Regions from separate parts of the Homo sapiens genome. Here region 1 is linked to region 2. A link is a loop called in an ENCODE intact Hi-C map of the cell type or tissue named here. Cell type or tissue: endothelial cell of umbilical vein. All regions are shown on one strand. Each heading gives the region's core, and the rest is flanking DNA. Links, peaks and the distances in the headings are about the cores only.

What was found. A loop is a pair of places that touch in the nucleus more often than their neighbours do. Peaks named below come from ENCODE experiments on the same cell type or tissue, not always from the same donor. Only the 100,000 strongest peaks of a DNase experiment are listed, where the experiment ranks them.
Region 1: it touches region 2 in a loop (4-fold over the local background); 7 of 110 quality-filtered maps call a loop at or near these places.

Annotation. Positions count from the first base shown.
Region 1 is chrX:65,640,630-65,648,965 of GRCh38, forward strand. It overlaps a transcript of MSN not described here. Among named protein-coding and RNA genes, the nearest start is that of MSN, 23 kb to the right of the region's middle. In endothelial cell of umbilical vein, for the core only: no CTCF peak of the experiment used is centred there; a DNase peak (open chromatin) is centred at 4,422; H3K27ac peaks cover 938 bases.
Region 2 is chrX:65,701,388-65,709,723 of GRCh38, forward strand. All of the region lies in intron 1 of MSN (moesin), which reads left to right. Among named protein-coding and RNA genes, the nearest start is that of MSN, 38 kb to the left of the region's middle. RefSeq lists a silencer at 2,768-2,940 and an enhancer at 5,199-5,258. In endothelial cell of umbilical vein, for the core only: a CTCF peak has its summit at 2,699 (motif pointing left); DNase peaks (open chromatin) are centred at 2,714, 4,794 and 5,024; H3K27ac peaks cover 4,714 bases.

The DNA of each region.
Region 1 (8,336 bases), core at 54-8,053, 61 kb before region 2:
ATCAGAACAGCATACTCCGTGGCCTGATATTATCATATCTCAGTTTATCAGCTTTAATTTATCAGTCTAGTAGGAAGCAGAGGGGAGTGGGTAGCAGATGGTGAGTTCTGATGGAGGGCAGAGAAAGGAGGAAAGGTATGATAGCCTAAATGTACTAGAAGGAAATATGTATTAATAATTTTATAATCTTAGCACAGAGCCAGGCGCAGTGGCTCACATCTGTAATCTCAGCACTTTGAGAGGCCGAGGTGGGCAGATTGCTTGAGGCCAGGAGTCCCAGATCAGCCTGGGCAACATGGCAAAACTCTGTCTCTACTAAGAATACAAAAATTAGCTGGGCGTGGTGGCTCATGCCTGTAATTCCAGCTTCTTGGAAGGCTAAGGAACGAGAATTGCTTGAACCCGGGAGGCGGAGGTTGCAGTGAGCCAAGGTCGCGCCATTGCACTCCAGCCTGGGGGACAGAGCAAGAATCTGTCTATAAATAAATAAATAAATCTTGGCATAAGACAGAAATAATAAAATAAGTATTATTTTAGTGGTACAGTTGACTACATAAATGTAAAATAAAAATTATTTTGTGTTGCAAAAGTTAAAGCAAATTCAAAAGACAAATGATAGGCTGGGTGTGGTTGCTCACGCCTGTAATCCCAGCACTTTGGGAGGCCAAGGCAGGCAGATCACTTGAGGTCAGGAGTTTGAGACCAGCGTGGCAAACATGGCAAAACCCCGTCTCTACTAAAAATACAAAAATTAGCTGGGCATGGAGGTGTGCGCCTGTAATCCCAGCTACTCGGGAGGCTGAGGCAGGAGAATCACTTGAGCCTGGGAGGCAGAGGTTTCAGTGAGCCGAGATCACGCCACTGCACTCCAGCCTGGGCAACAGAGTGAGACTCGGTCTCAAAAAAAAAAAAAAAGTGAAGTATATATATATATATATATATATATATATATATATATATATATATATATATTTTAGCATATTGACAGAGAGTAAAATGACTGATGATACCAAGTGTTGATGAGCATGTGGGGATAATAGCTCTTGTATCCATTTCTCATGGAAATGGAAGCTAGAAAACTGTCTCTGGAGACTGAAATCATGTATCAAAATTTAAAATTTGTTTACTGAGGAATAAATATAGCTAAGCGTGTAGAAATATATGCCTAAGGTTATTTATCATAAAATTGTTTGATAGTGTAAAATTGAAAACAACTCAGTGTTGGCCGGGCGCGGTGGCTCATGCCTGTAGTCCCAGCACTTTGGGAGGCCAAGGCAGGTGGATCACCTGAGGTTGGGAGTTCGAGACCAGCGTGACCAACATGGAGAAACCCTGTCTCTACCAAAAATACAAAATTAGCTGGGTGTGGTGGTGAATGCCTGTAATCCCAGCTACTCGGGAGGCTGAGGCAGGAGAATCGCTTGAACCTAGAAGGCGGAGGTTGCGGTGAGCCGAGAGTGTGCCATTGCACTCTAGCCTGGGCAACAAGAGCGAAACTCCATCTCAAAAAAAAAAAAAAAAAAAGAAAGAAACGAAAACAACTCAGTGTCCTTTGTTAGCAGAATGGTTAAATAAACTATAATACATCCATGCAATGAAACACTATGAAGCCACATAAAATGGTGAAATAGACCTATATTAATTGGCATGCAAAGATGCCCAAGAATACTGTTGAGTGAAAAAAAGCAGGTTATAAACCAGAATGTAGAGTGTACATTATGGTGTGTGTGTGTGTGTGTGTGTGTGTGTGTGTGTGTGTTATCCTGGATTATACTAATAAATATATTATTTTGGAAGAAAGGAGGTACATTGGGCAGAGTCCGCCAGGGTCCAGGTTTGGGCATGGCATACCACACAAAGCGACACAAGTCATAGACAAGTCACACAAACAAGTGACAAACTGGAGTCTGTCCAGAGGGAAGCAAGTAGGCTGAGAGGGAGTGGAACTCAAGTCAGGGAAACAGTTGAAGGATCTGGGCCAGAGAGAATGTAAATCTCAGGGAAACTGATTTTGACTTATATAAATGCAGCTCTTTGAATCCCTAGCTCTCCTGTGATTGAGTAGGCTGTCTAGCTAGGGACTGGGAGTGAGCTTCTCATCACTGAAGGTGTGTAAGGAGATGGTCAGGGAGTTAGATGACCTCTGAGTCCATTCTTTTCTAGTTTTTGAGAGGCTCAGACTTGACAAATGTGGACGTGCATGGCCTGCCTGAGGCTGATGGGAAAGTCAAGGGCAGGGGCCTCAGGGAAAAAAAACCAATGGGATCTGCTGTGAGTTAGAGCAAAGGCCAGTCAGCTTAGCTTCCCACCCCTATCCCCTCAGAGAGATCTCCCCTCCCTAGCCACCCCATCCCACTCGCTTCTCCCTTATCTCAGAGCATCTGACCTGTGGAAACTGCAGGTCTTCTAGCCCTTAGATTAGAATTCCTCCCTCCTCTTCCCTTCTTCTGAGTCAGAGAGCTTAAATTGGCTCTGTTATTAGGGTGAATAGGTAGGTGGTTACCTAGGTGGTGTGATTCCCAAGGGCACTAGACCTATTCCCTTGTTTCAAGATACCTCCCCAATGTCTGATTTTTCATTAGTGCTTTGTACTTTGAATCTTGAATGCTTTCCAAAATTCCTTTGCAAAAATGCCAATGATTCCGGGAAGAGGATCACCTTAAGCTGCCAGGAAAGGGGAGGGGTAGGGAAGGGCTTCTGTATTCTGCACAGGACTGCTTCTGAGTGTCTAGAGGAAGATTTGTAGGCTGGGAGGCTGGGCAAGGCAAGAGTGGGAGGAGACGTTTGGGGAGGGGTTTTTCTATTCAAGGGCCCAAGTACTCTGTGGTTAAATCTTAGAACCAGCTAGGCTCCATAGTTCCTAGGCCCAGCGCACATTCGAATCACCCAGAGAGCTTTTAAAAATATTGATGCTAGAAAGTTCTAGCAACTGTACTCAAGCTAGAAAGTTCTAATTTAATTGGCCTGGGGTGGTGTCCAGATATAGTTGTTTTTATAAAACTTCCCAAGTGATTCTAATGTGCAGCCAGGGCTATGAATCACTAAACCAAGAGAAGCCTAGTTAGATGTAATCTAGTTTGAGGGAGAAGAAAAAGGGGCTGGATTAGCTTCTTGGTCCCCTGTCAGGTGGGACCCACTGGGAAGGTATGGTATTACTCCATTGCTCCCTGGCTACAACCCATTGTCTCAAGGGTGATTGAGGGCTGGAAAGCTAATTACCTATGTAAGGTGACCTAACTTTCTGGTTTGCCTGGGACTTTCCTGGTTTTGAAACGGAAAGTTCTGCATTCCCAGCAAACTGGAAATGTTGGTCACCCTACACAGGGTGACTGCAAGTATTTAGACCTTAAGTTATTTGAGCACTGATTGGGACAACCACTTTTTTCTCTCCCTCAGTTTTCTCTTCTGTAAAATGGGGCCAGCTTTTAAATCCTTGTTCTGCCTCTCTCACTGGCTGCTGCAAAATGGAATAACATTAGCAAAAGGGCTCAGTGATATGTATAGCACTTCAGGATGGAATGTTATAAATAATAAGCAGTACCTGCCAGGCTGAAAAGGTCACAGGATGCTTGCCAATTAAATCTGTAACATCCTTTGTGGTGGTAGGCTGGCTTTCATATATTCTTTCCTTCTCTCCCATGAGTTCCTTTACCTTTTCCCCTAAATCCTAGGATATCAGAGCTGGAAGGGACCATAGACACTTCTTAGTCCTATCCCACCATCAAACAGATGGAAAGATGGAGGCCTAGAGAGGTAAAATAACTGATTCAAGATCATACAGTTTATTAGTGGCAGAGCTGGGGTTCAAACTTAGCACATCATTATGCCCAGCTCCGTCGTCTCAGAACTGCGTATCACTGACCAACCACCTCTCTGACCCCCATAATCCCATAAAAAGGACATTATGTTTTATTTATCCCACAAATACTATTTGAGTACAAAGAAAAAAGGAAGCTCAAGGGACAGTGGCAGCTCAGGGCAGGGGGAATCAAATTCAGACTGAGGAAGCAGCTATGGTCAGGGACTTCTCAGATGAGGTGAGCTGAGACTAGAATAAAAGTAATAGTTCTCCTGGTAAGTGGGGGAAGCCATTAGGGGAATGACATTCTAGGCAGTGGAAACATGTCCAATGACCCAGAGGAGGCAGACAACATGGCTTTTCAGTCCAATCCAGGGCTTGGGATTACTGGAGAGCAGGGTGATGGGACAAGAGATGAGACTGATCATATATGCCCTGTTAAGGAATTTGGACTTTTCCCTGTAGGTGTCAGAACACCATGAAGGGATTTAAATAGCCACTCATAACTCCAGGGCAAACAGAGGGGGATTTTAAAAACAATGGAAAAGTTAGAGTTACCCCCAATCTCAGAACAGAGCTAACAATCACTCTTCTAGCACAAACTGCCAAGTACTGGAGCTGATGCCAAGCCCTGAGTCATCCCTGGGCTACTGGGCTGGGAGGAGGCCCAGCCCCACCCTCCCCTGTCTGGGCTTGGTTTAGGCTGAGCCATGTAGACTCCAGGCCTAGGCTGGCAGGCCTTCAGGCTATCCTTCCCCAAGTGTGCTTCCCAGGCTGCTCTGAGCCTGGAGCTATCAGGACCCTCCTCGCTTCTGATAGCTGATAGCTGGCCTCTGACAATGCATCCCTCAAGGTCTCTGCTTTGCTTATTGCTCTCATCTGTATCAGTGGAGTTTTTCCTACCTCTCTTCTGGGCTTCATGTAATGAACCCTCCTACTCCCAGGTCTCGATAGCACAGATTTTCCTTTCTTTCTGCTCCCATGGATTTTCCCTAAAGCATGTTTGTCGGGAGTTGAGTGTCCAAAGCATTGCGGGGGCACAGAGAAGAAAGGGAGTTTCTGTAGGCGGGGCGGGGGTGGTGGTGAGGGGGACAGCTTTTCTTTTCTCAGAAAATGACATTTGACTTGTATTGTGAAGAGTGAGTATGAGTTGGTCAAGTGGAAAAAGATTATAAAACTGAGGAGCAGAAGGCTCAAAGACACAGAACTTTGAATCTATGTGGAAATGCTTAGGTGTGGCTCCAACATAGAGGAAACGCTTGGTGAGGTGAAACAGAGCAGGGATGAAGGAGGAAACATTGAGATAAAACTGCCCAGCTGCCTCCACCTTGATGGTTCATGGGTACCTCAAATTCACCATGTCCAAAAACTTCATTCTCTTCCTTCTGCTCCGCAAGTTGGTACTATTATAGGGCTTCTAATCACTAATTCCTATCTGTTCTGTAATACCTCTTTAATCCCTCAAATTTATCCTCTTCTCCCCATTTCTAATATAGGTCTAGTATCCCTAATCCGAAAAGTTGGCACTCAAAAAGTTTCAGATTTTGAAGCATTTTGAATTCTGGATTTTTGGATTAGAGATGCTCAATTTGTATAATGCAAATATTCCAAAATTTGGAAAAATCATAATTTCAAAACACTTCTGGTTTCAAGCATATTGGATAATGAATATTCAACCTCTACTACCATCCAAGTCCATAACTGAAGCATGAGTATATCTTTTCCTTTTGTTCAATAAAAACTGGGTGTCCCTTTTCACAGCTCAGTTGCATGTGACCTGTGGCTTCCATGTCTGTACTCTATTGTTAATAATTTCTCCTCTTTCATTTCTCCCCTCAACAGGGTTCCTCAGTTTTAACTTCCTGATCTTCACTTCTCTCATCCTGATTTTAAAGTTGTGTTTATTTAATTTTACAATTTTATTGCTTTCTTGTGGTGAGTTACTTCAAATCATTTGTGGAATGAGTTGAGAGATGAATGAGTTGAGAGATAGCTGGCCCAGAGGAGATAACGATAACATAGCTCACATCCTCATTATTTTTTGCCTGAGCTGTTACAATGGCTTCCAAACTGAGTTCTATATCCCCCATCTCATCTCATCCCCTCAATTCTGTCTTCCTTTGGCATGTGACATTATCTTTTCTAAAAACAAAAACCTGATCAAGTCACTTCCCTGCTTTAAAACTATAAGCAGTTTCTCATTATCCCGAGGATAACATTCAAGACCCCTAGTATGGCCGGGCGTGGTGGCTCACGCTTGTAATCCCAGCACTTTGGGAGGCCAAGGCGGGCTGATCACCTGAGGTCGGAAGTTCAAGACCAGCCTGTCCAACATGGAGAAACCCCATCTCTACTAAAAATACAATAAATTAGATGGGTGTGGTGGTGCATGCCTGTAATCCCAGCTACTCGAGAGGCTGAGGCAGGAGAATCTCTTGAACCCGGGGAGCGGAGGTTGTGGTGAGCCGAGATCGCACCATTGCACTCCAGCCTGGGCAACAAGAGTGAAGCTCCATCTCAAAACAAAACAAAACAAAACAAAAAAACAAACCCTAGTATGAGGTACAAGGCCCTTTGTGAATTCACCACCTCTCATTCACTCTTATTATAGACACTGGTTTTCAATAGAGATAAAAAGCAAACACTGTTCCTGCCTTAATGAAACTTATGGTTTACTTGGGGAGACAGACATTAATCAACTCAAGACTCAAATAATTGTATATTTGCAAACTGTAGTAAGTTAGTAAGTTCTATGGAGGAAAGGTGGTTAGTTTGCTCTATCTCTTTTTTTTTTTTTTTTTGAGATGGAGTCTTGCACTGTCATCCAGGTTGGAGTGCAATGGCGTGATCTCGGCTCACTGCAACCTCCACCTCCCGGGTTCAAGCAATTCTCCTGCCTCAGCCTCCCAAGCAGCTGGGATTACAGGTGCCTGCCACCACACCCAGCTAATTTTTTGGATTTTTAGTAGAGGTGGGATTTTGCCATGTTGGCCAGGCTGGTCTCGAACTCCTGACCTCGTGATCCGCCCACCTCGGCTTCCCAAAGTGCTGGGATTACAGGCGTAAGCCACTGCACCCAGCCAGGTGGTTAGTTCTCTAAGGACATGTGGTAGGGATCCTGACATATGGTGGGTTTTAGAGAGTTCCACAAGTAGTGATATTTGATCTAAAGGAAGGATTGAATTGGTGTTAACTAGGTAAATGGTGAAGGTGGGGAAACATGTGCTCCCCTGCAGAATGCATAGTATGCAAAGACCTTCATGGGGGATGGATTGGAGGAAGCATAACACATTTTAGAGATGGAAAAATGGCTAGTGTGGCTGGAATGCAAGCAGTGACAGAGAGAGTTGGTAGAGAGAGGCTAGAGAAATAGGTAGGAGCCATACCATAAATGCCTTTTAAAGGCCATGACAACGATTCTTTTCATCATAAAAGCACAGGGGAGAAGCCATTGAAGGTTTTTAAGCTGGAGAATGACATGATTTTGCATATTGAAAATATTTCTCTGGCTTCTTTGTGGACAAATGGATGGAGGAGAGCCAAAAAGGATGTGGGAAAATCAGTTAGGAACCTGATGTAGTTGTCCATTCGACTGGGCTGGGACCAGGGTAGTGGCAGTGGACATAGAGAGAAGCAGACAGATTTGAAAGTTTTTAGAATGGCTCATTGATAGAACTTAGCAGTGGGTTGAAATGGCTGGAGGGGGTGGGGGGGGCGTGAGGAAAAAGAAGATATTAAAGATGACTCTTAGATCTCTGGAAGGGGACAAGTTTGAGGAGAGGAATGATCAGAAGGGTTTTTGAGGCCTGGAGTGGTCACTCATGCATTTAATCCCAACACTTTGGGAGGCGCGGTGGCTCACGCCTGTAATCCCAGCACTTTGGGAGGCCGACGTGGGCAGATCGCCTGAGGTCAGGAGTTCAAGACCAGCCTGGCCAACGTGGTGAAACCCCTTCTCTACTAAAAATACAAAAATTAGCCGGGCGTGGTCGTGGGCGCCTGTGATCTCAGCTACTTGGGAGGCTGAGGCAGGAGAATTGCTTGAATCTGGGAGGCAGAGGTTGCAGTGAGCCAAGATCGTGCCACTGCACTCCAGCCTGGGCAACAGAGAGAGACTCCGTCTCAAAAATAAAAGTAAAAATAAAAAATAAATAAAAGAGAGGACTGGACGTGGTGGCCCACGCCTGTAATCCCAGCACTTTGGGAGGCCGAGATGGGTGGATCACGAGGTCAGAAGATCAAGACCATCCTGGCTAACACGGTGAAACCCCGTCTCTACTAAAAATTAGCCAGGCGTGGTGGCACGCACTTGTAATCCCAGCTACTTGGGAGGCTGAGGCAGGAGAATCGCTTGAACCTGGGAGGCGGAAGTTGCAGTGAGCCGAGATCATGACACTGCACTCCAGCCTGGGTGACAGTGTGAGCCTCCATCTCAAAGATTAAAATAAAATAAAATAAAATAAATAAAATAAATAAAATAAAATAAAATAAAATAAAATAAAAAAGATGTGACTGGAAATGAGAGGTAAGGCCTGGG
Region 2 (8,336 bases), core at 208-8,207:
AACCTCAAGGTTCCTGTCATGGGGATCTCTGGGCCAGAAAGCATTTTGGATGACCAGAGATCCCTGGTCCTGTTCTCTCATTTCAACAGCATCAAGGCCATGTGTTGTTTCTTTGAACTTTTCAGATGGAAAGAATCACCTGAGGCATTTGTTAAAATGCTAATTCCCCAGCGTCTTCTCTGGAGAGTCCATTTCAGTAAGCTTGGGGTGGTGTCCAGAAGTCTGGACTTTTTGACCAGTGCCAAATTCTTATGGTAAGCTAAGTTTGGGATATACCTCATTAAGCACTGCACAACACTCCTGCCATGGTGGCATCATTATGCCCACGTTACAAGTTGAAATTTAAGAGTTCATGGTTTATTATTGGTAGACCTGGATCTTGAGATCAGGTTTTCAGAATACAAAGCTATGTTCCTCTTACTACAGAGACATTACTTTAGTGCACAGTGGTGTATGTGATGGTGTGTAGTGATGATTTTAGGTAGGGAGGAGCAGGGATAATCCCTGCACTACTTTACAAATAGGGAGGCCAAGGTGCAGAGGGATTTGAGGGCAGTAGCAGAACTGACTGCATCCTTGCATCCTTGATCTTTTGTGGATGTGGACCGTATTCAATTGGCTTTTTTTTTTTTTTTTGAGACGGAGTCTTCCTCTGTCGCCTGTCGCCCATGCTGCAGGACAGTGGTGCAATCTCGGCTCACTGCAACCTCTGCCTCCCGGGTTCAAGCGATTCTCCTTCCTCAGCCTCCCAAGTAGCTGGGACTACAAGAATGCACCGCTACACCTGGCTAATTTTTGTATTTTTAGTAGAGACGGGGTTTCACCATGTTGGCCAGGCTGGTCTTGAACTCCTGGCCTCAAGTGATCTGCCCGCCTTGGCCTCCCAAAGTGTTGGGATTACAGGCGTGAGCCACCGCACCCGGCCTTTCAGTTGCTCTTTACTTGCTGTGTTTCCCTTCTATCAGACATCCCTCTAGTCATATTAACACCATCCCAGGCCAGGCGTGGTGGCTCACGCCTGTAATCGCAGCACTTTGGGAGGCAAAGGCGGTCGAATCACTTAAGGCCAGGAGTTCAAGACCAGCCTGGACAACAGGGTGAAACCCCTTCTCTACTAAAAATACAAAAATTAGCCAGACATAGTGGTGGGTGCCTGTAATTGCAGCTACTTGGGAGGCTGAAGCAGGGGAATTGCTTGAACCCGGGAGACGGGGGTTGCAGTGAGCCAAGATCACGCCATTGCACTCCAGCCTGGGTGACAGAGTGAGACTCTGTCTAAAACAAAACAAAACAAAACAAAACAAAAACAGTTTGTGATCTTCTGGATACCATCTGAGGGAGTTTGGAGGTCCCAGTGGGTTGTGTTGAGGGTTGCAGACTTGTGTGTGTTAATGGGACATAACTGGAGAAAATGGCAAGGCAGAGTCCAGAATAAGGAAGGAAGATCAGGCAGCCTTTGAAAATAATAAGGCAGCATAGGTGCTGTGTTGTGCTCTGCCTTTCCATAGGATTCTGCTTCTTGGGGAGGAAATCCCCATCTCTCTCAAGAGATAAAATATTTAAAATAATGCTGGAATACATGTGTATTTAACTGTTGTGCATGGTTTCACATTGTCTTGCCAACTAGAAATGTAATCACCTTTTAGTTTTCCCTGAAAGTGAGAGTCCTTTATGCTAGAAGGGCTCTTTAGAGGTCTTCTTGGGCAGCCCCTAGCCCTCTGTAGTGAAACAGGTTTTTGTTTTAAATTATTCCTGACAGGTAGGATATTCGTCATAATATGGCTAAAAGGGGAGGGATTAGTAATCATCACATTCTACTTATGATGTGTCAAGTACTTTCATGTCTATTATTATTATTATTTTTATTTTTATTACTGTTCAATTATTTTCTTCCTCCAGTGTCAAACATGTCTGTTATGTTAACTTAAATCTCCCAATAACCCTGTACTGAGGTCGATATTATTAGACCCGTTTTATAGATTAGGAAACTGAATTTTAGAAAGAGGAAGGTCAAAAAGGCTCCAAAGCTCAAAATGCTGAGACCATTATTTCCAGGACAAGGGCTCCTGGGTTTTCTGTGGGTTTCCCAGATACTAGATTTGGTTCTTAGCTTACCAGCAAGGTAGGTAGGAAGCCAACCTTAGCCTACCCCTGGGGTTGAAAACAGAGGTTTTTTGTTTTTTGTTTTTTTTTGACAGGATCTCTCTCTGTTGCACAGGATAGAGTGCAGTGGCAAGATTTTGGCTCACTGCAACCTCTGCCTCCTGTGTTGAAGCAAGCGATTCTCATGCCTCAGCCTCCTAAGTAAGTATTAGTAGCTGGGACTACAGGCGTGCGCCACCATGCCCAGCTAATTTTTGTACTTTTTGTAGAGACAGAATTTCGCCATTTTGCCCAGGCTGGTCTTTAACTGGGCTCAAGCGGTCTGCTTGCCTCACCCTCCCAAAGTGCTGGGATTACAGGCATGAGCCACCACGCTCAGCTGGAAACAGAGCTTTTTGATTAGGGCCAGAAGCGTCCCCCTGCAACTGCATATTTGACTAATCCTGGCTTCAGCAGTTTTAACATTCCCATGAGCAATAGATGGAACCCAAGTTTGGGTTTGGATCAGCTCCAGTGTGCTTCAGAAGTATGATGCTGGAGGTTGCTGGAGTCTGTTCCTAAGCAGAGGGAATAGAGCCCTCTTCTGGCACCCTGGGCAGAGCTGGCATATTCAGGCAGCCAAAAATGGTCAGTTTCCAGTCTACAAATACTTCCTGTAAAACTTGCTGGCAGGAAGCTGGGTCAAGCAGGAAAGTGACGCTAAAGAGTGAAGCCCAGCTAGGTGTGGCCCCGGATAGGGGCTTTGCCCATCTGGAGACTTACTTTATTAATGATGGGTCTGCACTTCTTTTATTTCAGCAGCTTTGAAGTTTTATGGGAGTTGAAGGAATCTGTTGTTCTTGGCTGCCTGGATATGAACCCATTACTCAAATTCCCTTCCTCTTTCTCTGCTCTGTGCCCTCCTCAATCCCCAGCTTGAGTCTTGGCTATGCCTATTACTGGGGGCCTTCCCAACCAGTTGCTATTCAAGTTTTTCCAAAGAAAACAGTTCTGGAAACAGGGCTCTCTGAGTTCTCCTTCCATGGTGTTATAAAATATTTAGTCTCCCTAGAATGGGTGGTGGTGATTGTCTCAGATCCTGAAAGTTAGGCCTGCCCTCTGTTGAAAGCTAAACTTCCAAGCAGTGCCAGCTTGGAGTTTTTCACGGAAACAAATTGATCCAGCCTCCTCCACATAGTTTTTTTTTTAGATCAATAATAGTATGCTTGAAGTATCTACTGTTTTCTAAATGTCAGGCTGGCACTATGGCTTACTAAATAGGCTAGTGGATCAAAAGCCAGGTTTTTTTTTTTTTTTTGAGATGGAGTCTTGCTCCGTCACCCAGGCTGGAGTGCAGTGGCGCAATCTTGGCTCACTGCAATCTCCGCTTCCCGGGTTCAAGCAATTTTCCTGTCTCAGCCGCCCTAGTAGCTGGGACAACAGGCACACAACACCATGCCTGGCTAATTTTTTGTATTTTTAGGAGAAACAGGATGTCACCATATTGGTCAGGCTGGTCTCGAACTCCTGACCTCAGGTGATCCTCCCACCTTGGCCTCCCAAAGTGCTGGGATTACAAGTGTGAGCCACCGCGCCCAGCCTCAAAAGCCAGGTTTTTAGCCCCTCCTCCCACACTGCCTAGCAGCTGTGTGGCTCTGGGCCAGTGCCTACCTTTCTTTGGACCTCAGTTTCCCCAGCTGTATGTTGCAAGGTTCGAATCGAGTGATCTCTGACGTCTTTTTCAGGTCTGACAGTTTGGGATTCTGGACTGTTTATTTTCTTAGAGGACAAGTTGAAGTTCAGAAGGGAGAAGCCATATGAGATTCTAGGATGCATGGGTTGAAATAATGAGAAAATGTAAAAAGAGGAATGGCCATGCTAAGGAGCTGGTGTGTCAGCCCATGTGCCTAAGAAGGAGAGATGAGTTGGGGCTGGAGAGTATTTGCCCTGGGGGTATGGTTTGGCTAAGGTGATTTTGAAAGTAAGAACTGAAGTTAGGTTCAGACACTAAGCAGATGGTTTTCTTCCTGACTTTCACGTGTGGAGAGAAAAACAAGAGGGGTTTACCTGGGCCTGAGGTTGAACAAAAGGCCATGCAATTACGGCTGGATTAACGAAGAAACTAACTTGCTAAAGTGACATCACTGTTTCTGATTTTTTTCTTTCAATTTTCACCTCTGACCTGAACTCTGCTCCCACAGGGACAAGGTGGTTATATTTCCATTGCTAACCCTCACACATATGGTAATTGGAGGAGTAACTCTCAGTTTCCAGTGTGCCCTTGTCTTCCAGTTGAAATGCTTCTTGAGGAGCTTCGGATGACAGGGCTGGGTCAAAACAAATGAAAGGGGACCCTTGTCTCTGACGCCCTCTGGAGCAGTTGGAGTGGTTGAAGAAATACTGCTAACCCATTAAGGTGTGAGTGAGGTTGGGTGTTGTTCTCCTTTCTAGAAGCTACTGGGAAAAGGCACAGGCATAGGAAAGGTTAACCCCAGTCAGGTTTTATGGGCTGTATTGAGAGTCTGGAAGAGGTCCTAGCAGATAACTGTACCAGTTACCACTTCCAAGTCAACAGGGAAGAGGCTGACTTGCTGAGAAGTGAGTTAGTCAGTGAAGGAAGAGGAGGAGGAGCAGAATGGCCCCTAGGCTAAAGATTCAAAGCAAACCTTGTTTTCCCTCTTATGGAAAAAAGCTAGTTGAGACAGTGCTGTCATCCAGAGAGGCAAAACAGACCAGGACCTGCCCTGCCCTGCCTTGGCCCCACTCTTAGTAGCAGGAAATGGTGGGAACTGGAGCCTAAACAATGGAGTTTAGCTTCCGACCTGATGAAGGCAGTGTGAGTGACGCTGTGATGACTATTCTCTGGCCAAGGAAGATACTAGAACTCTGGGATTGCGTTGGTAGGGCACATCCTTCTTCTGGCTCCCCTGCCCCACTTATACTTGCCTTCTTCTCTACACCAGCAGCCCCACTGAAAGCCCAGCAGGGGTGGCCCCCTGGGGAGGTGGCAGGTGGAAATGAGGTCATTGAGCTCAGACCCAACTGGGCTGACTCACAACCTCTGCCCCAGTGAGACAAGGGGACCTTCCCAAGCAGTGCTTCCCAGATGTGCCCAGGCTTCCTATGCCAGAATGTTTGAGTCTTAGCCAAAATAGTTGCCAAGCCAGTGTCTGAAGACAACATGACAGGAGAGGTGGGTGGAGTTGTGGAAGGAGCTCCAGGAATGTCCAGAAGACCCGCCTCCACTACTTGTTGGCTGAGTAAATGTGACCTCAGTGATGTTAAGTGAGACTGTGTGTGATGAGGCCGACACATTGTTGGCATTCAGTAAGTGTTCATTTCCATCCTTCTGTCACCTGCCTCTATGCACTTCAGTTTTCTCATCTATGAAGTGGGGATGGTAATGTTCATCCCCTCAGCTCGGAGGTCCATGCTCCAGGCAAGTTACTTGTAATTATTTGACTTACTCTCTGCTTTTCTCTCTGACTCTTCCAAACTTCTCTCCAGGAAAGAGCCATCTTATAGTTCAGTGACATGGGGTAGGTGAGGGGAAACCATTGCTAATCCCTTTTGCTGTAGCTGGGCTACAGCTCACCTGGGTGCTTCTGATGATAGGCAAAGAGAGGGTTGCTTATTTGAAACTGGCAGGCCCAGACACCAAAGTACCTCTCAGCTGCTGGTGCCAAGACAGAGGTAGCATCTGGCCTGGTTACTTTTGTGTCTCAGCCCAGCTAACTGGAGACATGAGAGAGAACCCAGTTTGTTGAAGGCTTTGGACAGTGTACCACCGAGATGAGTTTGTTTGTGCTTAGTGAAGTGCTTGGTGTGGGAAGCGTCTATGTTGAATTGCTCAGTAAATAACAGTGGGCTTATTGTTCTTGGGCAACAGGTGGGAGGGCCAGTGCATGTGAGAGGATGACACTCCTCCTTCCCCAAACACACATGCAGACATTTTGTTATTGTTCCTTCAAACCTTAATGTTCTTCTGAGACACAGTCTTTAACCTCATGCTGTGCCTAGATCCTCAGGGCCTGGCTTAGGCAGGGATCTAGGCATATAAACAGTTCTCTTCTGGGGACTACATCTTGAAATGCTACCCCATCCGGGTCAGCTCCTGTATTCCTGTCAAACTGAAGGACTGGCTGGGAATTTTCTGCCAACTTTGGAAACTTCATTTTTAGGTTCTTTCCTCCCAAACAAGACCACTGTCTTCTCTTTAGGGAGAGAGCAGCGTCTAGGCCCGAAAAGAAGACCATGGGTGCCTACTAAGGGTGAGCATCCAGTGGGCCCTCTGTGGCAGTGGGTCTGGGCCTGCAGCCCATCTTGCACTCTTGAATCCCTGATTAATCTAAGAGAGAACAAAGGGACCTTCTTTGATCAGGACTTCTATCCTATCTATCACTTTCAGGCCCCAGCTGTTACTACCCTTACTCCCTGCTACCTCTGACACGTACACAGAAAACAGGAGAGCATAGACCAATGGCCTTGTCCTCATGACTTAGTTTTTTTCTAATTTTTAATTTTAAAATTTTTATTATTTTTTAACTTGATTTTTTTTTTTAAATAGAGATGGTCTTGCTATATTGCCCAGGATGATCTCTAGCTTCTGGCTTCAAGCTGTCCTCCCACCTTGGTCTCCCAAAGTGTTGGGATTTACAGGTGTGAGCTGCTGTACCCAGCCTAATTTTGATTTTTTTAACCTGACACATCATAATAAATGCATACATAAATTGTACATATTTATGGGGTACATAGCAGTGTTTTGATATATACAATATATAGTGATCAGATCAGAGTAATTAGCATACTCACCATCTCAAACATTTATCATTTCTTTTTGTGAGACAGGGTCTCACTATGTTGCCCAGGCTGGAGTGCAGTGGCATGATCTTGGCTCACTGCAACCTCTGCCTCCCAGGTTTAAGCGATTCTCCTGCTTCAGCCTCCCGAGTAGCTGGGATTACAGGTGTGTGCCACCATGCCCAGCTAATTTTTGTATTTTTAGTAGAGATGGGGTTTTGCCATGTTGGCCAAGCTGGTCTTGAACTCCTGACCTCAGGTGATCCGCCCACATTGGCCTCTCAAAGTGCGGGGATTACAGGTGTGAGCCACCGTGCTTGGCGGGGTGTTTAACTTTCTGTGCCTGGCTTATTTCACTTAACATAATGTCCTTCAGGCTCATCCATGTTGCTGCAAATGACAGGATTTTTATTTATTTATTTATTTATTTTGAGACGGAGTCTTGCTCTGTTGCCCAGGCTGGAGTGCAGTGGCATGATCTTGGCTCACTGCAACCTCCGCCTCTCGGGTTCAAGAGATTCTCCTGCCTCAGCCTCCTGAGTAGCTGGGATTACAGGCACACGCCATCACACCTGGCTAATTTTTGTAGTTTTAGTAGAGACGGGGTTTTGCTGTGTTGGCCAGGCTGGTCTTGAACTCCTGACTTCAGGTGATCTGCCCATCTCAGCCACCCAAAGTGTTGGGATTACAGGCATGAGCCACTGTGCCTGGCCAGGATTTCATTTTTTATGGCTGAATAATATTCCATTATGTATATATGCCACATTTTCCTTATCCATTCATCTGGTTTTGGACACTTGGGTTGATTCCATATCTTGGCTATTGTGATGTAGTGATGCAGTAAACACGAGGGTGCAGATATCTCTTGGATATACTGATTTTTTTTCCTTTGGATAAATAAATGGCTAGTAGTGGGATTGCTGGATCATATGGTAGTCCTATTTTTAGTTTTCTGAGAAACCTCCATACTGTTGTCCACAGTGGTTGTACTGGTTTACAGTGCTGCTAACAGGACTCACATTTGCTTCTGAGTTAAGTGGAGACAGGAATGGGAATTCTTTTGTGTTTGTTTTTCTTTCCAACTTTTTAAAAACCCAAAATTATTTATCTCCACATTGAAGTTCAGGAAACCTCAGGCTGCTATCCCTGGGGAAGAAGCCATAGTGGAATGGCAGAAACCCTGAGTAGAGATTCAGAAAAAACAGGTTCTGGTTGGGTTTCAGCTCACACCTTCTGATTTTAGTAGAGCCCTTTTACCAGGGTGATCCTCTACGAGGGAGGAAGCATGGCCAACCCTAGCCTCTCTGACATGCTTATTCATCACTCAGGATGGGCCCTTCTTTACCAATTGATTTATTTAATAAATATTTGTTTAACGAATATTTGATTACGTACTTTGGGCCAGCACTGGGCTTCACCCTTGATCAGTGCCCTGAAGACGCTGGATTGGCATG